Regions from separate parts of the Homo sapiens genome. Here region 1 is linked to region 2. A link is a contact called in ENCODE Hi-C or POLR2A ChIA-PET data. All regions are on one chromosome and are shown on one strand. Each heading gives the region's core, a stretch centred on a gene start or an enhancer-like site at or near the end of the contact. The rest is flanking DNA. Distances are from core to core; before and after follow the strand shown.

Region 1 (5,739 bases), core at 1,386-3,885, 220 kb after region 2:
TCCAGCCTGGGCAACAAAGCGAGACTCTGTCTCAAAAAAACAAAAAAACAAAACAAAAAAAACAAATGTACTTAGCACAGACCTACCTCTTCTGCTCTAGGTGGATTTATAGAAAAATTTTAACAGATTTTTAAGACGTTTGCATAGAAGGAATGAATATGAATGTTAAATCAAAATCCTGGTAATCTGATTGTGCTATAAATGTGAAATATCACAAACAATTAATTGGAAGGACATGCAAACAAAAACAAGAACTGAGCCACCTCTGCTTCCTAACATCATTCATCCTTCAAGTGTAATATTTAAGGTATGTGCCTTCATTACAAAAGGTATTTCTGGCTGGGCATGGTGGCTCATGCCTGTCATCCCAGCACTTTGGGAGGCTGAGGCGGGCAGATCACCTGAGGTCAGGAGTTAGATACCAGCCTGGCCAACATGGTGAAACCACTTCTCTACTAAAAATACAAAAACATTAGCTGGGTGTGGTGGTGGACGCCTGTAATACCAGCTACTTCGGAGGTTGAGGCAGGAGAATCACTTGAACCCGGGAGGCAAAGGTCACAGTGAGCTGAGATGGCGCCATTGCACTCGAGCCTGGGTGACAAGAGCGAGACTCTGTCTCAAAAACAAAAACGAAAGATATTTCTGTAAGCACTCACCACTATAAGTGTATACGTGCAGGCCAGGCGCAGTGGCTCACACCTGTAACCCCAGCACTTTGGGAGGCCGAGGCGTGCGGATCACGAGGTCAGGAGATCAAGACCATCCTGGCTAACACGGTGAAACCCCGTCTCTACTACAAATACAAAAAATTAGCCGGGCGTGGTGGCGGGCGCCTGTAGTCCCAGCTACTCGGGAGGCTGAGGCAGGAGAATGGCGTGAACCTGGGAGGTGGAGCTTGCAGTGAGCCGAGATCGTCCCACTATACTCCAGCCTGGACAACAGAGCAAGACTCCGTCTCAAAAAAAAAAAAAAGTGTATACGTGCAGAGAACTAAATATCTCAGCATGCATGTGTGTGTGTTTGTGCACGTGCATTCCCTTTTGGAAGAAAAAATACAAAATGTTCATATACATATTTCATATAAATTTATTATAGGATGCACTTAGATCTCCTTTTTTTTTTTTTCCCAAAAATATATCTAACTAGGTTTTCAGTACTTTTGGGTTCAGGGTGGCTTTCTTAGTGCTTCTCAGTTCAAATGTTAGTTTCTTCCACCTCTTCTGCAGTATCAGTGAAGTCTTTTTTCCCAGCTTGGATCAGCGAAAGGATTTAAAATCTGCTAATTTGGCCAGGTGTGGTGGTTCACGCCTGTAATCCTAACACTGGGAGGCCAAGGCGGGCAGATCACAAGGTCAGGAGTTCGAGACCAGCCTGACCAACGTGGTGAAACCCCGTCTCTACTAAAAATACAAAAATTAGTCAGGCGTGGTGGCGTGCGCCTGTAATCCCAGCTACTCAGGAGGCTGAGGCAGGAGAATCACTTGAACCCGGGAGGCAGAGGTTGCAGTGAGCTGAGATCGTGCCACTGCATCCCAGCTTGGGCAACAGAGCAAGACACTGTCTCAAAAAAAGATAATAATAAAATATGCAAATGTATCCACAAAACGTATGACAATGGTTTGGCACCTTTTTTGCTAGGATGTCAAAATCCAGCAATAAAGTTGTTCTAACCAGATTCGAACTAGTTTTGGTGTTTTTTTTGTTTTTTTGAGACGGAGTTTCGCTCTGTCACCCACGCTGGAATGCAGTGGCATGATCTCAGCTCACTGCAAGCTCCGCCTCCTGGGTTCACGCCATTCTCCTGCCTCAGCCTCCCGAGTAGCTGGGACTACAGGTACCCGCCACCACACCCGGATAATGTTTTGTATTTTTAGTAGAGATGGGGTTTCACTGTGTTAGCCAGGATGGTCTCGATCTGACCTCGTGATCCGCCTGTCTCGGCCTCCCAAAGTGCTGGGATTACAGGCGTGAGCCACTGCGCCCGGGCCTAGAACTAGAATATCATATATCAAATCTAAGCAGTCAAATCTTGCCCAAGTCTTAGTGATTCAAATACCCTTTGGGGACCAGTTCCCTTTCAAGCACTTCACTGGTATTTTCTTTCAAGGTGTTATGAGTGCATATGTCAAGAATTTTTTGGCTGGGTGCGGTGGCTCACGCCTGTAATCCCAGCACTTTGGGAGGCCAAGGCAGGTGGATCATCTGAGGTCAGGAGTTCAAGACCAGCCTAGCTGACATGGTGAAACACTGTCTCTACTAAAAATACAAAAAATTAGCCAGGCTTGGTGGTGGGCGCCTGTAATCCCAGCTACCAGGGAGGCTGAGGTAGGAGAATCAGTGGAACCCGGAAAGCAGAGGTTGGCGGTGAGCTGAGATTGTACCACTGTACTCCAGCCTGGGCAACAGAGCGAGACTCCATCTGAAAAAAAAAAAAAAAAAGAATTTTTTAGTTGTAAGAGACTGTTAAGTAGTGAACCCTAATTAAACAAGGCTAAGGGGAAGAAAGGAAATTTATGAGCTCATAGAACTTAATTGTCCAGGTAAGGTTCGTGTCAGTATCATCAGAAACTCAGGCACTCTCTCTCCTTCTGTCAGTTCTGCTTTCCATTCTCAGGCAGACTCACCCCTTGCGGCAACGTAACTGCCAGCAGTTCCAGGCTTAGGTGGTCTTTTCTCAGCAACTCCCACAAAGCCTTGCTCTTACAAATACTTCCGTAAAACCTGGACCTGACTCTGGCCAGAACTGTGTCACACTGTTACGGGTGGAGGGTGTCCAGGTTCTTGACGTTTTGAAAAAAGAATTGGACGAAACGCACAAAGCAATGAAAGAAAAGCACAGATTTATTGAAACGAAAGTACACTCCACAGAGTAGGGAGCAGGTTAGAGGAAGTGACTCAACAATGCTGGTTACAGAATTTTCTGGGGTTTAAATACCCTTCAGAGGTTTCCCATTGGTATGCCCTATGTAAATGAAGAGGGTAAGTGAAGTTACAAAGTTATTTACTTGGCATACACCCCATGGAAATGAAGAGGATGTTTCCTGCCATAGCTGAAGTGAAGTTACAAAGTTATTTAGTTGGGCATAGAAAGTTGGGGTTTTGGCCTGGAGGTGGGAGAGCGGGGAGGGCTCATGCCTGTAATCCAAACACTTTCGGAGGCGGAGGTGGGCGGACCTTTGGCCAACATAGTGAAACTCCGTCTCTACTAAAAATACAAAAATTAGCCTAGCATGGTGGGGGGTGCCTGTAATCCCAGCTACTTGGGAGGCTGAGGCAGGAGAATTGCTTGAACCCGGGAGGCGGAAGTTGCAGTGAGCCAAGATCAGGCCACTGAACTCCATCTAGAAAAAAAAAAAGACAGTTAATTGGGGTTTTTCCCTTTTATTGAGTTCTAGGAAGTATGTATGTTTGTTTGTTTATTTATTAAAACAGAGTCTCACTTTGTTGCCCAGGCTGTAGTGCAGTGGTAGGATCTTGGCTCACTGCAACCTCTGCCTCCCAGGTTCAAGCGATTTTCCTGCCTCAGCCTCCCAAGTAGCTGGGATTACAGGTGCTCACCACCACACCAAGCTAATTTTTCTATTTTTAATAGAGATAGAATTTCACCATGTTGGCCAGGGTGGCCTCGAACTCCTGATCTCAGGTGATCCACCGGCCCCGGCATCCCAACGTGCTGGGATTACAGGTGTGAGCCACTGCACTCGGCCTAGTTCTAGGAAGTTTTTAGGTTCCCTGCCTCCAGACCCCATTCTCCTGCATCAACATAAGCATCCTGAATCAATCATCCAGGCAGGACGGGCAGGTTATACAGTTTTGTTGTAAACAGTTATGTTAAGGCCAGGCACGGTGGCTCACACCTGTAATCCCAGCACTTTGGGAGGCCAGGGTGGGCAGATCACTTGAGGCCAGGAGTTCGAGACCAACCTGGCCAACACGGTGTAACCCCATCTCTACCAAAAATACAAAAATTACCCAGGTGTAGTGGCATGCACCTGTAACCTCAGCTACACGGGAGGCTGAGGGAGGAGAATCACTTGAACCCAGGAGGCAGAGGTTGCAGTGAGCTGAGATTGGCCACTGCACTCCAGCCTGGGCAACACAGCCAGACTCTGGATCAAAAAAAAAAAAAAAAAAAAAAAAAAAAAAGAACAATGCTCCTTGATAGCTGCTGTTCTACAACACAGAGACTAAGGGGTATTGAAAGATGATCCTCAAAGATGTCCATGTGGTGGCCAGGCGCAGTGGCTCACTCCTGTAATCCCAGCACTTTGGGAGGCCAAGGCGGGTGGATCACGAGGTCAGGAGATCAAGACCATCCTAGCTAACAGGGTGAAACCCCATCTCTACTAAAAAATACAAAAAATTAGCCGGGTGTGGTGGTGGGTGCCTGTTGTCCCAGCTAGTCGGGAGGCTGAGGCAGGAGAACAGCGTGAACCCGGGAGGCGGAGTTTGCAGTGAGCGGAGATCACGTCACTGCACTCCAGCCTGGGCAACAGAGTGAGACTCCGTCTCAAAAAAAAAAAAAGAAGAAGAATCAAATTCAGGGCTGGGTGCAGTGGCTCATGCCTGTAATCCCAGTACTTTGGGAGGCCGAGGCAGACAGATCACCTGACGTCAGGAGTTCGAGACCAGCCTGGCCAACATGGTGAAACCCCATCTCTACTAAAAATATAAAAATCAGCCGGGCGTGGTGGCTGGCGCCTGTAATCCCAGCTACTTGGGAGGCTGAGGCAGGAGAAGTGCTTGAACCTGGGAGGCAGAGGTTGTAGTGAGCCGAGATTGTGCCATTGTGCTCCAGCCTGGGCGACAAGAGCAAGACACCATCTCACACACACACATACACACACACACCAAAAAGGTGAAGAATCTGGCTGGTCATGGTGGCTCACACCTGTAATCCCTGCACTGGGATTACGCCAAGGCAGGTGGATCACCTGAGGTCAGGAGTTCGAGACCAGCCTGGCCATCATGATAAAACCCCGTATCTACTAAAAATACAGAAGTTAGCCGGGCGTGGTGGCCCACACCTGTAATCCCAGCTACTTGGGAGGCTGAGGCAGGAGAATCACTTGAACCTAGGAGGCAGAGGTTGCATTGAGCCAAAATCACCGCACTGCACTCTGGCCTGGGTAACAGAGTGCGACTCCACCTCAAAAATATAAAAGAAGAAGAATCTAATTTGGTAGGTTTAGGGTGAGGCCTGAGGTTTTGCACTTCTTACAAATTGTTAGGCCCTGCCAGTGCTGCTGCTCCAGGAGCCACACTTTGAGAAGTGACGTTCCTCTAGAGAATGTCTAATTTGCCACCTTTAAACCCTATTCCTGCGGCCAGGTGCAGTGGCTCACACCTGTAATCCCAGCAGTTTGGGAGGCTGAGACTGGTGGATCACGAGGTCAGGAGATTGAGACCATCCTGGCTAACACGGTGAAACCCCGCCTCTATTAAAAAAAATACAAAAAAATCAGCTGGGCGTGGTGGTGAGCACCTGTAGTCCCAGCTACTCGGGAGGCTGAGGCAGGAGAATGGCGTGTACCCGGGAGGCGGAGCTTGCAGTGAGCCGAGATCGCGCCACTGCACCGCAGCCTGGGCGATAGAGGGAGACTCTTGTCTCAAAAACGACAACAAAAAAACCCTATTCCCTTTCTTATGGTTTCTGTATTTTCACCTATAAAAGAATAAGATAAACAGGGCGCGGTGACTAATGCTTGTAATCTCAGCACTTTAGGAGGCCGAGGC
Region 2 (5,675 bases), core at 2,205-4,704:
ATTAGGATACAAAATTGTATGAACGCTGATGACAATTTCATAGAAAACAGGCACAAAGACAAAAGACAGAAGCCGCCCGATAAGGACAGCCAGTGGTAGTTGTTTCGTTCTATAAGATTATGCCTTTCTTCTTTATCTTCCACACTTTAATATTTTTTAATAAAAAATTTCAAACTATCAGTGCATCATCTAGGAATAACCTCATGGATTCAAGTTTAAGGCAAGACATCATTAAGCTCTTAAACTTACCTGAGGCACACTGTCAATTAAATCTAAGGCTCCATGAGCTAAATAGCTTAAATTCTCCAACATTATTTTCTCTGAAGCCTCCAGCTTTGGATCCTGGTATATAAACTCCTACCTACTGCGAGGTGAGCAGAGAATTACCATCACATAGACACCCTCCAGAATGGTTCCTTTCTTGTGTCCATGCCTTAAGCTCTATGAAATTACACAATTCTTCTACTGAAATAACCTGCAGCCAAGGGACAACTTCATTAGCTACAAAGCTGTTGTCACCTGTGTCCAGAGTGTCAATCAATACAGGCTCAAACAACAAGATGAAATTATGAGGACCCTGGAAAATGCCACTTGACCTCAAATAACAATTCTTAGGCAAGTAAACATCAATCAAATTCAGAACAGACCATGGGTGGCCAAACAGACCCGGGAGACGTCAAAAATATGTGTGCTAAAGAAACACAGAACTAAGGAAGTCTATTTACCTGATAGACCGCCTCACCCACGGGGCTATTTTCACTGCTGTAAAAGCGAAAACAAATAGAGGACAAGTCACAGTGCCAAGAATACAGGACTTCCTCTTGCAGATCCTCTTTTTTCCACCCTCACTGTAGCTCTGGGGAAATTCCTATTCAGTGGGAGAAGTTTAAGTCACAAAACGGCACCAGCCCATTCTCAAAGTGCTATTATACACCTCTGAGCAGTGAGGATGGGTAATGTCAGCAAAATATGCACTGTTTATTTTCTTGAAAATTAACTTGGGCTGGAAACGCCTTCCAGCTCCTTCCTCTCAGTGGATTTTCCATTTACTGTCTTCAACCACCTGGGCTTGTCTGTACCTCTTCCACAGCTCTACTGAGACCCTCCTGTTTGTCTGAACTATGTCCTCATGTTCCTTCTGCCACATGTGCTCAGGCCTCAGTTTTTCCATGAAACTTTCTCTAACTTAGCTGCCTCCTTTCCACTGTTCTCAAGCCCTTTCTGGAGTTACAAGGGCATTAGCAAGCACCAGCTTTTTCGCCGGTGTGTGTTTCTACTTTCTACCCATTGCGTAAACCCCTCAGGACCAGGAGCCATTCTTCTGCATCCTTTACACGGCAAGGGTAGCGCTTTATTTCTCAACAGCCCGCCCATAAAAGGAACGGAAGTAACAAAGGGAAATGTATTCCCCAAAGACAGTGAATTACACTTCAATCTACTATTTTAGAGACTTAAGAAATGGGCCGGGTGAGGTAGTTCACACCTGTAATCCCAGCATTTTGGGAGGCCAAGGCAGGTGGATCACTAGAGGTCAGAAGTTCGAAAACAGCCTGGCCAACATGGCAAAACTCTGTCTCTACTAAAAATGCAAAAATTACCTAAGCATGGTGGCACCCAACTGTAATCCCCGCTACTTGGGAGGTTGAGACACTAGAATTGCTTGAACTCAGGCAGGGGGTTGAGGTGGGGTGGGGAGGGTTAGAGGTTGCAGTGAGCCGAGATCGCACCACTGCACTCCAGCCTAGGCGACAGTGAGACTCTGTCTCAAAAAAAAAAAAAAAAAAGAAAGAAATTGATCCTACGTCTTAGATCAATCACCCAGTCACTTAATCTGTGAAAACATTACAAGATACTTTCTCAAATGTGAATAAATGCATCAATTATTCATGCCTTAAAGTAACAGGAAAGAGGGAGATGGGCCTCCCTCATGGTAGATTACAATTAAATGTTTCTTAGAGAGTTTGGTGCACATTTAGTTCCCAGAGCAAGGGCTGGTGGAGAAGAAAGCCAAGTGCAATATGGGTGTTACTCTATGCCAGGTAAAGCAAGTCACACGCCATCTAGATCCTGCTCCAACTGATAAAACCAAAACACTGGTGGAATTCCAGATACCAGCCTGCACTTCTCTCTGTAGGCATCTGGGTTAGTCCTAAATAGGAAGTCCTAAAAAGAGTCACTCTGAGAAGGCAGGGGGTGAGAGGGCAGATGAAGCAGCCAAGCACACATTAAGGCAAATCATGGCTTTCCTAAAGAGGACCCCAAGCTGGGCTTCAGACAGTCTTTGAACCAGCACCAGTGCACCAGGCCAAGGGGAGGGAGGCATCCTCTTTGGGAAGACTGGTAGGAGCTTGGAAGACCCCGTGGCTTCCACAAACTGTAGATTTCCCAGTGACCACTGCTCAGTCCAACAGCCAGTGACATCAGCTCCACTGTCGGGAAGTAGAAAACCAGTGAAGGTCCAACTAGCCTGGTCCCTGAAGCATGACTGGCCCTTCCAGAACATACACCTTTCCCCTATCACCTCCTCTCCCTGACCCCGAAGAGCTTCGGGCACACCACCAACTGACCACCTATCCACAGTGACCTGCAAACCAGAGCGGGGAGGGTATTTGCCTAGCTTGGCAGGGAGGGGCGAGATCCACTTCTGCCACCAGTCACCAGCTGGTCCCACCAGCACCTACCCAGCACCGGCGGTGGACGGTGAGCGGCGTCTGGGCCCAGAGCTGGGTGCCATCAGCAGTAAGAGGACCCCTGCGCTCGCGGGGTGCCCGCCTTACCCCGCGGGGAGGGGTCAGGCCTAGGGGCCACGGCCCGCTTCGCTCTCTGATTTTCACCTCCCCAGGGTCTCCCAGGGGCCTCGGGTGTCCTTCCCGGATCTTGCGCGAAGTCGCGGGGGCAGGGAGAGAAACGCGGGTACCCGCGCCCCTAGAAGTCAAATGTTTGGCAAATAGCATTTGGGAATTCGTTGGGGTTTTTTTGTTTGTTTTGGTTTTGTTTCTGAACCCCCGGGGGATATTTCTGGAAATCTCAACCTGAGTCACTAGAGAGAATCGCGCCTTTTTCTAAAAAGCCCAGGGGCCGTCCTCTCCGGGGAGGGGGACGCGGCGGGCCGCGAAGGGCGCTCGTTCGGGTGGGGGCCGGACGACCCCGCCACGCGCGATCGGGCCACTCTGGGACGCAGGAGCTGAACCCAACCGGAGACGCGGCCGGGACCAGCGCTGGGAGGCCGGACCCCGCCCCGGCCGGGCCCCCACGCCCTCCGCCGCGCCTCGATGCCCGCGACCCGACCCGCGCCCCCTGGCATCCCAGGAGGCCCCAGCCAAGGGCTCAGTGCCCGGGGCCCCCAGCAGGTGCTGGCGCCACCGGCCCCCCGCTGTCTCCCGCTGGTCCCCGCGCCCCGGCGTCCCCGCGCCGCACTCACCGCCGCCCGCGCCGCCTGTCGAGCCGGGAGGTCTGAGCTGGCCTCTCGGGCGCCCCGAGAAAAGGGCCGGGCGGCGGGGACGGGGGCGGGGGCTGGACCCGCCGGGGCGGAGCGCGGCCGGCTTGGGCTTCCGGCTTCTCCCGCCCCCGCGGCCCGCACCTGGGCCCCAGGCGAGACCACCGCCGGTTCCCCGCCTCACTCTGATCGCCCCCAGGCTCCATCCCACACCCGGCTCGCTCGCCACCCCAGAGCTTCCCAGGCTTACCCCCGAGACGCCTGGCGCGGACCTGGTGTCTCCCCCACTCTCCTATCCTGCCCCTGCCTCTCGGTGCCAGCCCCACCCGTCCGCCCCCGACAGCCTGGCCCTCCCTCCTGATTTGCCGCTCGCGGCTCTCCCCACTTTCCCCCCTCCCCGCGCCGCTCCACCACTTCCAGGCGGCGGGACCACCAACCTCGACCCCGGACCCGCGCTGGGGCGCTCCCGGCCCTCTGGAGGGCGGCCCTTCTCTTCCTGTAACTCTACAGACGCGTCCGGACAGACCAAGACACTCTCTGTGCCTTCGGGCATGTTACCCATCCTCTCTGAGCTCGGCTTCCTGTCTGCAAAATGGGCACAATAGCGGTCCTGTCTCCTAAGACCGACTGGGAGTGAACTGGGAAGATGGTAAAGTTTTTAGCACAGGATAGGTATTAGGTAAGGCTTATCAGCTGCCTGTCCGCTTTGTGCCCCCAGGGTGGTCCGTGCCGCCAGGTAGGCCTTTCTCAGCCATCACTGAAAGCAAGCTCTGGAAATCAGTAGCCCCATTTCACATCCGCCCCTAAATGGGTGCCATCTGCCCGTCTGCTTGGAGCCCCATCGGCCGGCTGCAGTGATAACAGCAGCAGCCTGGATCCAGCAGGCTCTCTGGGAAATCATTAGAGGGAATTAAGAAGCATGCCTGGCTTTCAGAGTACACAGAGTCAGGAGATGGGCAGAACCATGATGTGGCCATCCACAAACAAACGCCATTTGGACAGGGAGCTTCCGAGCCCCATGCTGGCAAAGACCTGGATCTTAGAACCCTCCGGTGCCCAAATCCCATGCCTTTACCCGAGGTCCTAAAGATAGTGAGGCCCAGATAGGGAGTGTGGCTTGTCCCGGGTCCCTCAGCAAAGTGTCCCCAGCCCCAAGTTCTTGCCACCTTGCGCCATGTCCACTGACGGGCCACCCTCAGCCGTGGACGAGTTACCAAGTTGGAAGGGATTTCAAAGTTCTCCCAAGCATAGGAGGTTCCCATGTAGATGTTATTAGTGTGGGCAACATTTTACTGCTTTTAAAATATGAAGGGGGCGGGTGCAGTGGCTCTTGCCTATAGTCTCAGGACTTTGGGAGGCCATGGCCAGAGGATCTCTTGAGCCCAGGAGTTCAAGGCCAGGCTGGACAACATAGTGAGACTCCATCTCTATAAAAATTTTTTTAATTAAAAGAATAATAATAAAGCGGTGGAGTGGTGGCATGTGCCAGCTACTCAGGAGGCTGAGGTGGGAGGATTCCTTGACCTCCGGAGGTTGAGGCTGTAGTGAGCTATAATCGAGCCACTGCACTGTAGCAAGCAAGCAACAAAGAAAGAAAGAGGGAAAGAGGGAAAAGAGAAAGAAAAAAAAAAGAAAGAAAAAGAAGAAAGAAAGAGAAAGAAAGAAAGGGAAAAGAAAGAGAAGGAAAGAAGGAAGGGAGGGAGGGAGGGAGAAGAGAAGAACAGGAAATTGGATTACACCCAACCTCTGCCATTCCTCCATTCTCAGGATGCAACCAAGGCTTGCAAAGGTACCAATTATTATACTGACATTAAGACAGAATATCACAGACCATTGCTAGGGAGACATAACACCTAGGGAAAATCTCTCAGAGATAACGTTCAAGAAACATCCCTGTATGAATGCTTTTCTTCCTTCCTTCCTTTCTGTCTCTCCCTCCCTCCCAACCTTTTCTCCTTCCTTCCTTCCTTCCTTCCTCCCTTCCTCCTTTCCTCCCTTCCTCGCTTCCTCCCTTCCTTCCTGTAAAAAGCAGTAGTAAGCCTGAATTTTCTTCTGTCCTTTACTGAATACTACCACATCTTCATTTGTTTTTCTTTCCCCAACTGCTGAGCAGCAACAGGAGCCAGCTTTGTGTTTTTATCCATCCTAAACACTTACCACGGCTGTGAGCTTGCAATTATTTATGGGGAGAGCTATAAGACTGTAACTCTTTTCTTTGATCCCCAAAAAACCACAGAGA

Evidence for each region. A loop is a pair of places that touch in the nucleus more often than their neighbours do. ChIA-PET counts read pairs that join two places held with the same protein, here RNA polymerase II (POLR2A). Pooled maps may share reads with other maps.
Region 1: a map with no recorded cell type shows a loop between it and region 2 (3-fold over the local background). The contact joins the enhancer-like site here to the promoter of LITAF in region 2. A Hi-C loop is called at or near these places in 5 of 37 single-sample maps with no recorded cell type and 4 of 50 pooled maps. POLR2A ChIA-PET finds 5 or more read pairs at or near these places in 6 of 52 experiments (AG04450, B cell, GM12878 and 2 more).

The regions. Positions count from the first base shown.
Region 1 is chr16:11,807,421-11,813,159 of GRCh38, forward strand. No RefSeq gene overlaps it. Among named protein-coding and RNA genes, the nearest start is that of ZC3H7A, 13 kb to the left of the region's middle. Within about 2 kb of position 2,636, at least 8 of the 41 ENCODE cell types and tissues checked have a DNase peak (open chromatin) inside an H3K27ac peak, as active enhancers do; they include B cell and GM12878, where a contact is called at or near this core.
Region 2 is chr16:11,583,465-11,589,139 of GRCh38, forward strand. It overlaps LITAF (lipopolysaccharide induced TNF factor), which reads right to left and starts at 3,455. Exons shown (of 4, transcript NM_001136472.2): 1 at 3,422-3,455. RefSeq lists an enhancer at 2,209-2,318 and silencers at 3,219-3,298, 3,329-3,808.